Regions from separate parts of the Homo sapiens genome. Here region 1 is linked to region 2. A link is a loop called in an ENCODE intact Hi-C map of the cell type or tissue named here. Cell type or tissue: sigmoid colon. All regions are shown on one strand. Links, peaks and the distances in the headings refer to the core of each region. The heading gives the core; the rest is flanking DNA.

Region 1 (7,425 bases), core at 2,896-5,395, 880 kb after region 2:
CATGGTTAATATTACTGAAAGGAGTATGATAAGCCACTCACATATTTCCTACCACAGAATAAAATGTTTCATTAAATATGTTCAAGGCGAGCAGAGTGAGCCTGGGCTGTTCCCACAGAGAGGGGGAAAGAAGCAAGAAAACAGTCCAAGAAGAAAACGCATAGTCCCCAAGACTTCATGAACCCTAGCTAATTGGAGGGGCAAGTGAACAGGAGATGTGGTAAAGGCCAAATAAAATGGCCAACGTATGAATTATATATGCAATACCATTTGCAATCAAATATATGAAATAACACACATCTCACCAAATCTCTTAATCAGAATCTCCTTTTTAAAAATACTTATTAAACAACTCACTAAGTGTACAAGCTCCTCTGCACACAACCAACTTCTCAAATCAGAATACCCAAGGTGGGTCCCCAGAATCTACATTTTCAAAACTCCCAGGTGACTTAGATGACCATAATCATTTGGCAATGACTAGACTAGGATGATTTGTAATTAGATTTCTTAATATTCCCATGTAATAGATGTTTCTAATGGGTTCAAAAACAGTTTGTACACTTAAATCTATCATCCGAAATTTTATTTACAATGCTAAATGTCTTGCTGGTTCCTGTTTTCATAGATAATACAAAGCATACTTCTCACAGACACTGTTGGGTTTTTCATCTCAAACAAAATGTAAAGACAGCAAACAGCAACTTAATATTTCTATCTATGGCTATGGCATTTTTGACCAAAAACAGACTATTATTTAATTTTTGTTAGATTCAGAAAACACATTAGATTCTGCTTTATTAATGTTTTTATTTTTAAGCTAATGGGAGAGGTTATAAGTCTAGTAGGAGTATGTCCAAGATTATCAGGGGCAGCCCCAGTTTTAATGTTCTGATCCATTGTAGCATAACACACTAATTTTGGACCTATGTCCTAAAAGTTTAGATTAGGAGAAAAACGTCTTCTACTTACAGGTTTCTGAAAAACAGTGTTTGTAACCATCATTGAAAAGTCTCCAACTTAAAAGATAGGAGAACAGTTAAGCAAATTTGTTTGGTTTTCTTAATTAGCAGAATGCCACATAATTTTGGCATACATCCTGGACTACTAAAATTTCTGGTAGATAGTACTGGCATCTCAGATTGGCCATTTTACTTTACTTTTAATTTCTGTCATGACATTCATTTTCTGCCTCTTGAATGAGCTCAATAAGGAAAAATTCCCACTTGGAAAAGATTTAAGGTAAACTGGATTTTTTTTTTTTTTCAAATTAAGAAAGGAGCTCTACTGAATGATAGACAAACTGTCACTGTGGATTTATTTACCTTTATCCTGCTGGTCCCTGAGCTACATAATGCTTCAGTCTCAGTTTCCTGATATTAATTTATGTTACTGTTACCACAATACATGGCCAGCAATCTTGACTATGTCGTTGTGAGAAAGGCCCCTTTAAAAGTATCAGTATCAGTTTGAACTGTGCAGAAATGTAATCTAGACATCCTTCATGCTCTCAGCAAAGAACCTATAGCCCCCTCATTACCATAATCAGGGCCATTCTATTCCCAAGGCAGCTGTGGGTACCTGCCTTGAAGTACGTTCAGCCTGTTGCAATCCTGCCCGTATCCGTTTGATAGGCACATTTGATGGTCAGTCCTGATTGACCACAACTGGAACTGTTCTTCTGGAACGTGAGTGAAAACGAAAACCTCACTTCATGAGAAAAAAAAAAACCTATGCCTCTCCTATTCTCATTCTGCAATATTGAAAACTCTAATTTACATATTAAAACTCAATACTACTTTGTTTTAAAAACAATCTCTTTTGGAATCTTGTTTAACCTAATGAATGACTCCTTTATCTGCAGATTTCTCAAAGGATGGTTCTGTTTCCTGCTCTCTGCAAGGAGAAAATGAATGTCTTATTACATTCCTAATAACTACAGATAATGAGGGGAAAACCATCATTCACAGCATCAATGAAAAAGGTGGGTGTTTTGCCTTCCATTGCCGATGGCAAATGATACTACACAGGAGAAGAGAAAGCAACCAGAAAATCGCTCTGGGTAGCATGCCAGGAAAGACATTTCCAAAATTTTGATGAAGTTTCTTAAAGTTTCCCAAGGATTGAAAGATGCCAGTTAGAAGGTTCAGTATGTTCCAGTGTCTCTTATTAAGACCAGATAAGGGTCGGGCACGGTGGCTCACACCTGTAATCCCAGCACTTTGGGAGGCCGAGGAGGGTGGGTCACTTGAGGTCAGGAGTTGGAGACCACCCTGGCCAACATGGTGAAACCCTGTCTCTACTAAAAATACAAAAATTAGCCGGGTATGGTGGCCTGCACCTATAATCCCAGCTACTTGGGAGGCTGAGGCAGGAGAATTGCTTGAGCCTGGGAGGTGTAGGTTGCGTTGATCCGAGATCGCGCCACTGCACAGAGTGAGACTCTGCCAAAAAAAAAAAAAAACAGCTAAGATGACTTGTAGTTGCAGCAGTCATCATCTTCCTGAAATCTGAAGATGATTGTGAACTTGGCCTTGAAGCTCAGGTATGCCGAGTGCCCCTGGAGTCTTGCTCTGGAAAAATCTCATGTAAATCAACTCCTTTGAAATGCATACATAAAATGAGTCTTGTGGCCGTTCATTAGGGAAACATAAGGAGAATCCTGCTGTATAAGGAGAAATTACTTTATAATACCAAAAAAGCCTGCCTGCTCATTATCTGTCTTACAAAATAAAATTCTCCAACTACACTCCCAACCCTCTGTGACTGTGGCAGTGACTTTAGCAAGTTATCTTGAAATCAAAGCCATCCCTTACAGTATTGATTCTATTGAAAAAAACGAGTTTCAAAAACAAAAACGAATTTCCAGAATAAGTCCTGCTTTTAATTCAGAGACTTTTGTATCTAGTTGGTGATTTTTTTTTTTTCAGTGAAACATGCCTTGGCTAAATGCCTCCTCATTACTGAGCTGTTGTCTGTTCTTTTATTCTTCCACACAATAAGAGTGGCACCACAACATGCCATTCTGCAGAGCACGCACAGATGCCCTGATGCTTTTTATTATGGCGTGTTATTATCCCCATGCTTTTGTAGTAGGGAAAAGTGAGGGGAAACATAACCTCCCGGAGGCTTAACAAGAGTCACCTGACAGCCTCCAGGCTCCCTCTTCCTCAACAAATGTCCGCATGGTTGGGTAGGCCTGGCACTTCCAGGGGCCAGCAGAGCAGAACCTGTCCCCAGAGGTCCATGGTCCCTCCTGTCTCCCGTCTCACAGCTTTCAGACTAGAAAATCCCAGGGTGGCCTGGTGGAGGCTTGGGTAGAAGAGGCAAACTGAGAAGTGAGAAAGGGGCTGATCCCCAGGGTCCTCTAAGCAAATTGAAAAAAAGAACTGAGTGAAGGGTCGCCACCAGGGTGCTTGTGGACACAGGTGGCTTCTTTCATCTTCTTTCTTTCCCCCACAGTCCGGAGGGACTTCCAGAGCATAAGAGCCACAACAGAGTCAAGGAATGATAGGCGGGAAGGCTTCCTGGCTGGAAAGTACCAGCTAGGGTAGATGCTATACCCACAGGTTCCAACTTGGAGGCTCCAGGCCCTTGAGGTGATGAGGATAGAAAAGGGGAAAGAGTGCTGTATTTGCTGTAACAATAGTAATATTAATTATTATAATAGCAGCTCTCATTTTTTGAGCCCTAATACCATTTGCCAGATGTTGTTTTATATATTTTACATGTATTAATTCGCTTAATATTCTTAACAACCATATAAAACAGGTACCACTATTATTTTCATTTTAAAGGTAAGGAAATTGAGGCATAGAGACATTAAATAATTTTCTAGGTCTGGCAGTAATTACGTGCCAGAGCTAGTTGGAGGAGCTCTGGCAGCCTGGCCTGGAGCCCCTGCTCTGAACCACTGTGCTCTACTGCCTCCTACTGGCTGTACAATCATCATAACTATCTGAATCACAAAAAGATGTTAGATCAGCATCATCCGACAGAACTGTTAGGCAAACCCTATATGTAATTTAAAATTTTCTAGTAATTACATTAAAAAGTAAAAGAAACAGGTAAAATGAATTTTATTTACGATGTTATCCAAAATATTGTCATTTCAACGTGTAATCAGTATAAAAGCTGAGATATTTTACATTTTTTTCATGCCAAGTGTTCAAAATCAGTGTGTATTTCACCCTTACAGCATAAGCTACTTGGGAAAAGTCACATTTCAAGCACTCAATATGCACATTGAGCTACCAGATTGTGCAACGCATGTAGCACAGTTAGATACTCAGGACCTTAGAAGTAGGTGCTGCACCAACCTGGACTCGATGGGCCACATTGCCCACAGTGATAGAGGTGACCCTCTTCTTCCACGTAGAAATCCATTTTCAGTCTGAGCATCTCAAGAAACATCCAAGTATGAAAAGTGATGATCTCTATTGTGTAAGACCTGCTCTGGCACTTGGGCCAACATCTTTAATTGAGAAATGTACAATTCCTGAGGACTTTCAGTTCTTAAAATAATTATCTCTGCCAGACCGCACCCATTTCTTCTTTAGTCCCTCCTGGAGAACCCTCCTAATTCATGTCTAGGTGCAGGATTGTAGCAAGCTTCATCTTGCTTTGAACAGGAACATACTATGCCCCACCCCAGGCATTTCTTAGCCAAAGATGTAGCCAGTATATATTCTCATGACACAGGCCTGCCGCTTTATTTGCAGGAATGTGCTCACCTATTAGAGGCAGCTATGGTTCATTTGCTATGCGAGAATATAGTCTTTAGATCTTCATACAGTAATAGCTATGTCATTAGCTCCTTTACTTATTTCTGCATAATCTCTTTACATGGTTTCTTGGCCAAAGAACAAAAGTGTGTGAGGCCAGGCATCATGCTGTTAGTGGGTAATTAGCCCCACTCAGATTCACATCAACTCCAGATCCTTACCTTAAAGACAGCATGACTAGTCATATGTGTATAACTCTCCTTATTAAATATCTAAAAGCAGTAAGACTTAGGATAAACTAAACATCATTCATTTCCTCCCCAGATCCCATGGATTTTGCCTCATTTCTTGCAGAGAGATGCAGATATCTAATGATAATTTTATGTGGGATTTTTTTTCCATGAAAGTAAGAGGAGAACATAATTATAATGTTTCATTAAGAAATGTATCATCTCCTAGGCATATTGCAAGGACTATTAGTCATTCTGCTGTGAATTAGGAAACGTACTGTATAATTGCAAAATTACATTAATATCTTCAATACAGTCAAAATAACATTTCATAGAATATTCAAGTTGAAAGTACCCTACAGAACATCTAATTTCCCAGACTTGCTTGAGGATAAGAATAATTTAGAATATTTAATAACACAGAATCGGTGGCTTATCCAAGACCCACTGAATCAGAATATTGGGGAAGGGGTCCAGGAAGCTGTGTTAGTAAGCAAGAACAGTTCAGCTTATTGGTATCATCAGAAAAGGTAAGGGAACACTGAACTTTGTTTTACAGAGGAAGGGCCTGGGGCTCAGAGAGGTCAAGGGACTGGATCACATTCACACAGCTACTGTACATCAGATGGGAATTGAATCTACCTCTCCTGAATCTAGTCTAGGAACTTCCCCAAAACCAGACTACTGCATTAGGGTTCAACAAAACAGAACTGAAACCCATCATTGTCTTCTGTCTATAAAGAAAGAAGGAAATAGTAATTTTTTCCAAGGGATAGGTTTTTATATAACTTTTAATATAGTCTTCTAGACTCCCCATGATTCAAGAAGGTCCATGAAAAACTGATGACATGCAGCACACACACACACACACACACACACACACACACACACACACTCCATTTCTGCTTTATCGTGAACTCAGAAGAGACCATGTTTAGTGATTAAACTAGTCTTTTTCTTAATCCTTTAAATATTCCATGTGCATTAATTATCACTCTTTTGGATTCTCTTTTAGAGTCAACCATCAAGTCTATATCCATTTACTTCAAATATCTAAATTCTTCCTTTATCTTTTGTTCTACTTTGAGGAATGCAGGGCTATTCTTCAACAAGTAACTCATTTTTAAAATTTAAGCAAGGCGAAAATGGTGTCAATATTTATCCTCTGCTGCAGAAAATGTAGATGAAAATCCAACAAGAAATGCCTTTCCGATGTCAAAATGTTGATTTTACCACCTTCTTATAATTTTCTTTATTTCTGCAGATTGTCCGAAGCCTCCAAACATTCCCATGATCATGTTAGGGGTTTCCCTGGCTATTCTTCTCATCGGGGTTGTCCTACTGTGCATCTGGAAGCTACTGGTGTCATTTCATGATCGTAAAGAAGTTGCCAAATTTGAAGCAGAACGATCAAAAGCCAAGTGGCAAACGGTATGTGGAAACTTAGGGCTACTCCTTGTCTAGGGGAGAAAGAGGCTGGTGGAAGAGATTGAGGGGCTCAGCTTTCTTCTGCTCTGGGAGTTCAAATGTCACATTTTTTCTCTCCCACTCTCGCCATGACTCCAACAGCTTTGATTTCTGTTCTGCTTCAGGGGCAAAGGTCCAGATGACCCTCATAGCTTATATTTGTCTTAGTGCGGTGGGGATTTCCACCACGATGAAGGGTCTCATGAGGCTCCTGAGACAGCTGCTTAGGGACATTGGGGAAGTATATTTTTACCCAGCGCTTCCTCACCACTAGGAGTATCCCTCAGGCCCCATTTGATAAAGCACGGGTGCTATATCTAAACATTTCCATAAATTGGTTATGTTATAATGAATGGAATAGTGTTCATAAATAGTACGATAATTCATGCCAATTTCTTTGGAAATACTTGTTTCTGATATAATAGGTTACAAAGCAAAATTGAGATGATTTTTAAAATGCCATGCAGTTATTTTTTCTGAATAACATAAATTTTAAACAGAGACCTGAAAAAAACCCCAAAAGTATTAACCTTTAAATACATAAACTCAACAGAAATAATTTAACTGCCTTCTCTTCACAAGAGGCAATCAGAAGGCAGGACTATAGTTTTCTGTGTTTCTTTTCCACAGGAGAGATAATTACATTTCTAGAGACCCATAGAAACAATTCCATAGTTTTAATTTCATCTCTCTATCTCTAATGGTGTGTCCAGGTATCTAACAGCAATTATCTTACATTGCTGATTCTAACAACAATGATATCACTGGAGAAAATACAGGTAGACGCAATGCTCCTTTGGATTTGTCCGCCCAAATAATTTGATGTTAACAATTTTTATAGCAATGCCTTCAACTCCTAAAGCAAATGGAATTTTCCATTTTTGATAAATTTATCTTGATAAGGGATGTTTCTGTTGTATGCGGTTATTCTAAATTAATGATAATACATGGTACAGGACAATGAACACTGAAAATTTTTATCTACTTTATCTTCCCATTAAAAA
Region 2 (7,425 bases), core at 3,032-5,531:
CCATATGTAGAAAGCTGAAACTGGATCCCTTCCTTACACCTTATACAAAAATTAATTCAAGATGGATTAAAGACTTAAATGTTAGACCTAAAACCATAAAAACCATAGAAGAAAACCTAGGCAATACCATTCAGGACCTAGGCATGGGCAAGGACTTCATGTCTAAAACACCAAAAGCAATGGCAACAAAAGCCAAAATTGACAAATGGGATCTAATTAAACTAAAGAGCTTCTGCGCAGCAAAAGAAACTACCATCAGAGTGAACAGACACCTACAAAATGGGAGAAAATTTTCGCAACCTGCTCATCTGACAAAGGGCTAATATCCAGAATCTACAATGAACTCAAACAAATTTACAAGAAAAAAACAAAAAACCCCATCAAAAAGTGGGCAAAGGATATGAACAGACACTTCTCAAAAGAAGACATTTATGCAGCCAAAAGACACATGAAAAGATGGTCATCATCACTGGCCATCAGAGAAATGCAAATCAAAACCACAATGATATACCATCTCACACCAGTTAGAATGGCAATCATTAAAAAGTCAGAAAACAACAGGTGCTGGAGAGGATGTGGAGAAATAGGAACACTTTTACACTGTTGGTGGGACTGTAAACTAGTTCAACCATTGTGGAAATCAGTGTGGCGATTTCTCAGGGATCTAGAACTAGAAATACCATTTGACCCAGCCATCCCATTACTGGGTATATACCCAAAGGACCATAAATCATGCTGCTATAAAGACACATGCACACATATGTTTATTGCGGCACTATTCACAATAGCAAAGACTTGGAACCAACTCAAATGTCCAACAATGATAGATTTGATTAAGAAAATGTGGCACATATACACCATGGAATACTATGCAGCCATAAAAAATGATGAGTTCATGTCCTTTGTAGGGACATGGATGAAATTGGAAATCATCATTCTCAGTAAACTATTGCAAGGGCGAAAAACCAAACACCGCATGTTCTCACTCATAGATGGGAATTGAACAATGAGAACACATGGACACAGGAAGGGGAACATCACACTCTGGGGACTGTTTTGGGGTGGGGGGAGGGGGGAGGGATAGCATTAGGAGATATACCTAATGCTAAATGACAAGTTAATGGATGCAGCACACCAGCATGGCACATGTATACATATGTAACTAACCTGCACATTGTGCACATGTACCCTAAAACTTAAAGTATAATAATAATAAAAATATTAAAAAAGACAAATAATTAAATAATTTAAATATTTTTTAAAAAACAGAAATAGACAAATTTGCCACTGTTTTCAAGTTTTCTTTTCTTTTTTCTTCCTTTTTTTTTTTTTGAGATGGAGTCTCACTCTGTCACCCAGGCTGGAGTGCAGTGGCACAGTCTCTGCTCACTGCAACCTCCACCTCCCAGGTTCAAAAGATTGTATATGCCTCAGCCACCTGAGTAGCTGGCATTACAGATGCATGCCACCACGCCTGGCTAATTTTTGTGTTTTTAGTAGAGACAGGGTTTCACCATGTTGGCCAGGCTGGTCTTGAACCCCTGGCTTCAAGTCATCTGCCTGTCTCAGCCTCCCAAAGTGCTGGAATTACAAGCATGAGCCACTGCCCCTGGCTTTTTTCAAGTTTCTAAATATTAACTTTTTATGGAGAGACTGTTTAACTCTGTCATGAAAACTATTTCACCTCTGTACAATGTAGAAGTAACCTGTAAACAAATCACTAATGGTATTCTTGTTTAACATTTAAAATAAGTTTTCTCTAAAATGGATAATCCTATAACAATAGTATCAATGACTATTTCTAAGCCTTCCCATGCAAGGTGCTATGCAAAATGCTTCATATGAATTATCTAATAGATCTGCATGAGGACAAATATTGAACTTCTATTAAAAATAAAGACATTGAAAACCAAAGTGTTTAGAATGCTGATAAGGCAAAATGATTTACTTTGTGCAGTTACCTTAGATAGAAAAAAATACCACAAAATAGCCAAATAAAATAAATGCAAATGGAAAGACACACACAGCTCACTACAGAGAGCACTGGTTATCAGCATCTTTCACTTAGTTCCATGAAGATATTTTTATTGACTGTCACGCATGGCTTAATGACAGGGATGGGTTCTAAGAGATGTGTTGTTTGGCAATTTCGTCATTGTGTGAACATCATAGAGTGTGCTTAACACAAGCATAGATGGTGTAGTCTGTTACACACCTAGGCTATATGGCACAACCTATTGCTCCTAGGCCACAAACCAGTCCAGCATGTTACTGTACTGAATACTGTAGGCAATTGTTACACAATTTGTATATTAAGTGTTTGTGTGTCTAAACATACCTAAACCTAGAAAATGTACAGTAAAAATATGGTGTAAAAGATAAAAAGTGGTATACCTGTATAAGGCATGTACCATAAATGAAGCTTGCAGGACTGGAAGTTGCTCTGGGTGAGTGAGTAGTGAGTGAGTGGCGAGTGAATGTGAAGGCCTAGGACATTACTGTCTACTACTGTAGACTTTATGTGTGCTGAATAGTATATGTAGGGATACTAGATTTATAACAAAATAGTTTTCTTTTTTCAATAATAAATTAACCTTAGCTTACTATAACTCTTTTCCTTTATAAACTGTTTAATTTTTTAAACTTTTTGACTTTTTTGTAATAATGCTTAGCTTGAAACACAAGCACATTCTACAGCTATATAAAAATTCCTTTCTCTCTCTTTTTTTTTTTTTTTTTTTTTTTAAGATGGAGTCTCGCTCTGTCTCCCAGACTGGAGTGCAGTGGTGCAATCTCGGCTCACTGCAAGCTCTGCCTCCCGGGTTCATGCCATTCTGCTGTCTTGGCTTCCCAAGTAGCTGTGACTACAGGTGCCCGCCACAACACCCAGCTAATTTTTTTTTTTTTTGTATTTTTAGTACAGACAGGGTTTTACCATGTTAGCCAGGATGGTCTCGATCTCCTGACCTCGTTATCTGCCTGCCTCAGCCTCCCAAAGTGCTGGGATTATAGGCAAAAATTCCTTTCTTTATATCTTTCTAAACTTTTTTTCTATTTTAAGAATATTTTATTTTTTACTTTTTAAACTTTTGTGTTAAAAACTAAGACATAAACACACATTAGTCTAGGGCTATACAAGGTCAGGATCATCAATATCACTGTCTTCCACCTCCATATCTTGGCCCATTGGAAGGTCTTCAGGGGCAATAACAAGCATCTCCTATGATAAAATGCCTTTTTCTGGAATCCCTCCTGAAAGGACTAGAAGGTTATTTTACAGTTAACTTGTTTTATGAGTAGAAGGAGAACACTCTATTATATTGATAAATGGTGACTCACACCGGTAATCCCAGCATTTTGGGAAACAGAGGAGAGAGGATCCCTTGAGCCCAGAAGTTCAAGACCAGCCTGGGCAACATAGCAAGACTTGTCTCTACACACACAAAAAAAGCCAGTCATGGTGGTGTGCCTGTAGTCTTAGCTACTTGGGAGGCTGAGGCAGGTGTATAGTTTGAGCCTAGGATTTCGAGGTTGCAGTGAGCTATGATTATGCCACTGCGCTCCAGCCTAGGTGACAAAGCAAGACCCTGTCTCTAATAAAAATAATAAAAATTTTAAAAAGTTAAAAAATAATGATAGAGTATAGTATATCAAATACATAAACCAATGATATAGTTGTATCAAGTATCATGTTTGTATAATTATATGTGCACTTTTATATGACTGGCGGCAAAGTAGGTTTGTTTACACCAGCACCACCACAAATACGTGAATAGTGCATTGTGCTATGAAGTTATGATGGCTACAATGCCACTAGATGATAGGAATTTTTCAGCTCCATTGTAATTGTATGAGACCATCTTTGTATTAAATATATGTGATCCGTCGTTGACTGAAACGTCACTATGCAGCATATGACTGTATTTTGAAAACAGAGATATATTGAGTTATCGCAGAAAACTTTAATAACACTGAAATGTATAGAAAATAGGCTGGGGATTAAATTACACTATTATTTTACATCCTCTGCAACGGAGGATGTTTCTCCTTTGTGTCAAGAAACCTCTGCGGTATTTGCAGCAGTAAATTTGTAGGTTGACTGTGTAGCTGAAAATTGTCACTAGGGGGCAGCCTATCACTGAAATGTGGATGATACTTCCTGCGTCATCTGATTTCAATGAGAAACTGGCCCAGGGAGTCACACGTTCTCGGCACAGCTTCTAAAGGAAAATTGATGCATCTATAAAATGTTGAATCAGCACAGTCACTCGGTGGTGAGTAAAGGAAGGAAAAAGTCTTGCATAATATTAAAAGCCCAGCATAAATCAATGGTTAGACATACAAATGTTGTGTGCTTTGATCACAAAACCTTTATGTGTGTGTGCTGAGCAGGAGAATATGGGCTACTGTCTTTTAAAACAGAGTCATAGTTTAACTTTTGTTATACACACACACACATACACACACACACTCTCTCTCTCTGTCTTGCTCACTCTCTTTCTCTTTCTCGCTCGCTCGCTCTCTCTCTTTCTCTCTGAATTAAAAGCCACCGTGCAGGTAAACATTTTACAATTGGGAAGGAAATTGAAACAAGTAGAAATTGATTAATTCCTTTAGCTCTTAAACCCTAGGTTTAAGCTGAGCGGAACGATGTGGTCTGGCAATTCCTCCCCTGCTTGGTGACTTTTGCTTGACCCTATATTTTCATCTATTGTTTTTCCTCTTTGCTACTCTTTCTCTTGCATTTTATATTCCTCAAGTGATCTCACCTAACAAAATCAACAGCCCCAGCTCTGAGGAGAGTCGTCGCTGTGTTTTCTTAACCGGGCTCTGAATGGTCTCAGAACATTACACAGAGGCAATATTTGAAATGTGATCCTGCCCAGTTCTCCTTTGAGCAGCAGAGCTGTCGGGTGCTATCGTATCTATGATCATTAAAGGCCTCTGAGAGCCCTAACGTCCCTGAGCGACTGGTGTGACCTTGTGTAGTCTGGGAACTGGAACAGAGCTAAGGTTGGCCTGACACACTGTCACCCAGGGCATGTGTGCAGCATAAGGTGGCCATGGAGATGCATGTAGAAACTTAGGAGCCATGCCCAAAAGCCCTTGATGCAAATGGAGCTTCAAAATGAAGAAAGATATAACTAATGCTAAATGACGAGTTAATGGGTGCAGCACACCAGCATGGCACATGTATACATGTGTAACTAACCTGCACATTGTACGCATGTACCCTAAAACTTAAAGTATAATAATAAAAAAATGAAGAAAGAAATCTATTAGACTGGAGGTAGGAATCCCCAGAAACTTAGGCCTACAGAATTAGCAGTCCAGTAAGGTAGAGGCTAGAACTTGCGGCAGTAGTAGGCATGGCTGGGTGTGGACTCTCTAACCAGACTAGGGTTTGAATCCTAGCTCTGTCTCCTGCTACCTGGATGACATTGGATAAGTTACTTAACGTCTCTGTGCTTTAGGTTTCTCCTCTGTAAAATGAGTGCTTGAAATACTGCCTGGCACATAATGCATTCAATGAAGGTTAGCTGTTATTATTAATGATACAGAGATGAGAGAAGGAAACTTAATGGAAATCTTAGTTTCCTCATCTGTGAAATGGGAGTAATAGTAGAATCCACTTTATAGATTATAGAAATATGGGAAGAATTATAGAGGTATCATAAGAATTATGGAGATGTTGGCCAGGCACAGTGGCTCATGCCTGTAATCCCAGCACTTTGGGAGGCCAAGGCGGGTGGATCACCTGAGGTCAGGAGTTCAAGACAAGCCTATAGAGAAACCCCATCTCTACTAAAAATACAAAAATTTGCTGGGCGTGGTGGTGCGCACCTGTAATCCCAGCTACTCGGGAGGCTGAGGCAGGAGAATCACTTGAACCCGGGAGGCAGATGTTGCAGTGAGCTGAGATTGCGCCATTACACTCCAGCCTGGGTGACAAGAGTGAAACTCCATCTAAAAAAAAAAAAAGAAAAGAATTATAGAGATGTTAATAAGAATTACTTGAGCTGTTATATAGGAAGTACTTGGACTAGTACCTGCCTATGGTAAGTGCTCAGTAAATGTTAACTATTATTGTTATTGTTATTAGAAACCTGAATGGAGATAATGCTACTTTCCACTGTAAAGGACTAAAAAGAGTTGTGAGGAATGAATGTTTTCAGTGCCTCATAAACACCCAGGATGCTCCATAAATGTCTATTTGTTTAATTACTTAGCTTGAGAATTCTGTTGCTGAGGTTGCTTAGTATCCATGAAACCTAATTTCAGCAACGGGAGCCTAGAGTTTAATAGCATTAGTCCCACAAAGCAGTGGGTCAACTGTTCTATGTCCTGAAACCTCTTGGATAATCTGAAGATATCTATGGATTCTTACCCCAGAGAAAACATACACCTGTTCACCATTTTGCATACACATTCAGGAGTCTTTAAGCACATCTTGAAGCCCATCCAGGGATTCTGTAGAAATCCATGGGTCCAGAGCTCAGAATTAAGAATTTCTATAATAGAAGAATGTAACTAAAAGAATTTTTTTTTTTTTTCTGAGGCAAGGTCTTACTCTGTCACCCAAGCTGGAGGGTGGTGGCATGATCTTGGCTTACTGCAACCTCTGCCTTCTGGGCTCAAGTGATCCTCCCACCTCAGCCTCCAGAGTAGCTGGGACTACAGGTGCACACCACCACATCTGGTTATTTTTGTGCTTTTATTTATAGTACAGACAGGATTTCACCATGTTGGCCAGGTTTGTCTTGAACTCCTGGCGTCAAGTGATCTGCCTACCTTGGCCTCCCAAAGTGGTGGGATTACAGGCGTGAGCCACTGCACCTGGCTGAAGGGATGATTCTTTACAGATTTTGTTATCAAGAATAGGGTTAGGAGGATGCCCCAAAGTCAGCAAAGCCCTTAAACCAGTGGTTCTCAAACTACTGGTGGTGGAAATTCAATAATAACCTGAGATACTCATTAAAATTAAGATCCTTGGGCTGTTTCACCAGATATTTTAGGTCAGTAGGTCTTCAGAATGTCATAGCCCAGAAAATCAAATTTTAGCATGCATCCTATTAATTTTTATGTAGGAGGCCCTTGAAGCACGCTTTGAAAACTGTTACCTTAGCTTTGGAAAAACTTAAATCAGGTCTTATAGCCATTGGGTTCTTAGTAACATAGAATTACAAAAGAAAAATTGACAGAAGTCACGTCCCTCTTAAAGCTCAGTATACCATTCATCTAAACAAAGTACCCAACAAACATGAAGAAGAGGAGTAAAACTGCAGCTCTCTGGAAGGGCCTGGTAGGACTGGGGAATAATTTTCTCAATGATAATTTTTCCTGAGAGACATAAGTTATACTACCAAAAAATTAGATGACAGGAGGCATTTTGATCTCAATCTCAATCATATTACAAACATAGTT

Evidence for each region. Hi-C counts contacts between places; a loop is a spot of excess contacts. Peaks named below come from ENCODE experiments on the same cell type or tissue, not always from the same donor. Only the 100,000 strongest peaks of a DNase experiment are listed, where the experiment ranks them.
Region 1: a loop joins it to region 2, with 9 times the contacts of the local background. A loop is called at or near these places in 72 of 110 quality-filtered maps.

The regions. Positions count from the first base shown.
Region 1 is chr2:160,106,639-160,114,063 of GRCh38, reverse strand. It overlaps ITGB6 (integrin subunit beta 6), which reads left to right. Exons shown (of 15, transcript NM_000888.5): 13 at 1,865-1,984; 14 at 6,219-6,385. Among named protein-coding and RNA genes, the nearest start is that of PLA2R1, 48 kb to the right of the region's middle. RefSeq lists an enhancer at 1,399-1,468. In sigmoid colon, for the core only: a CTCF peak has its summit at 3,942 (motif pointing left); a DNase peak (open chromatin) is centred at 3,903.
Region 2 is chr2:160,991,293-160,998,717 of GRCh38, reverse strand. No RefSeq gene overlaps it. Among named protein-coding and RNA genes, the nearest start is that of TANK-AS1, 170 kb to the left of the region's middle. In sigmoid colon, for the core only: a CTCF peak has its summit at 4,118 (motif pointing right); a DNase peak (open chromatin) is centred at 4,167; H3K4me3 peaks cover 817 bases.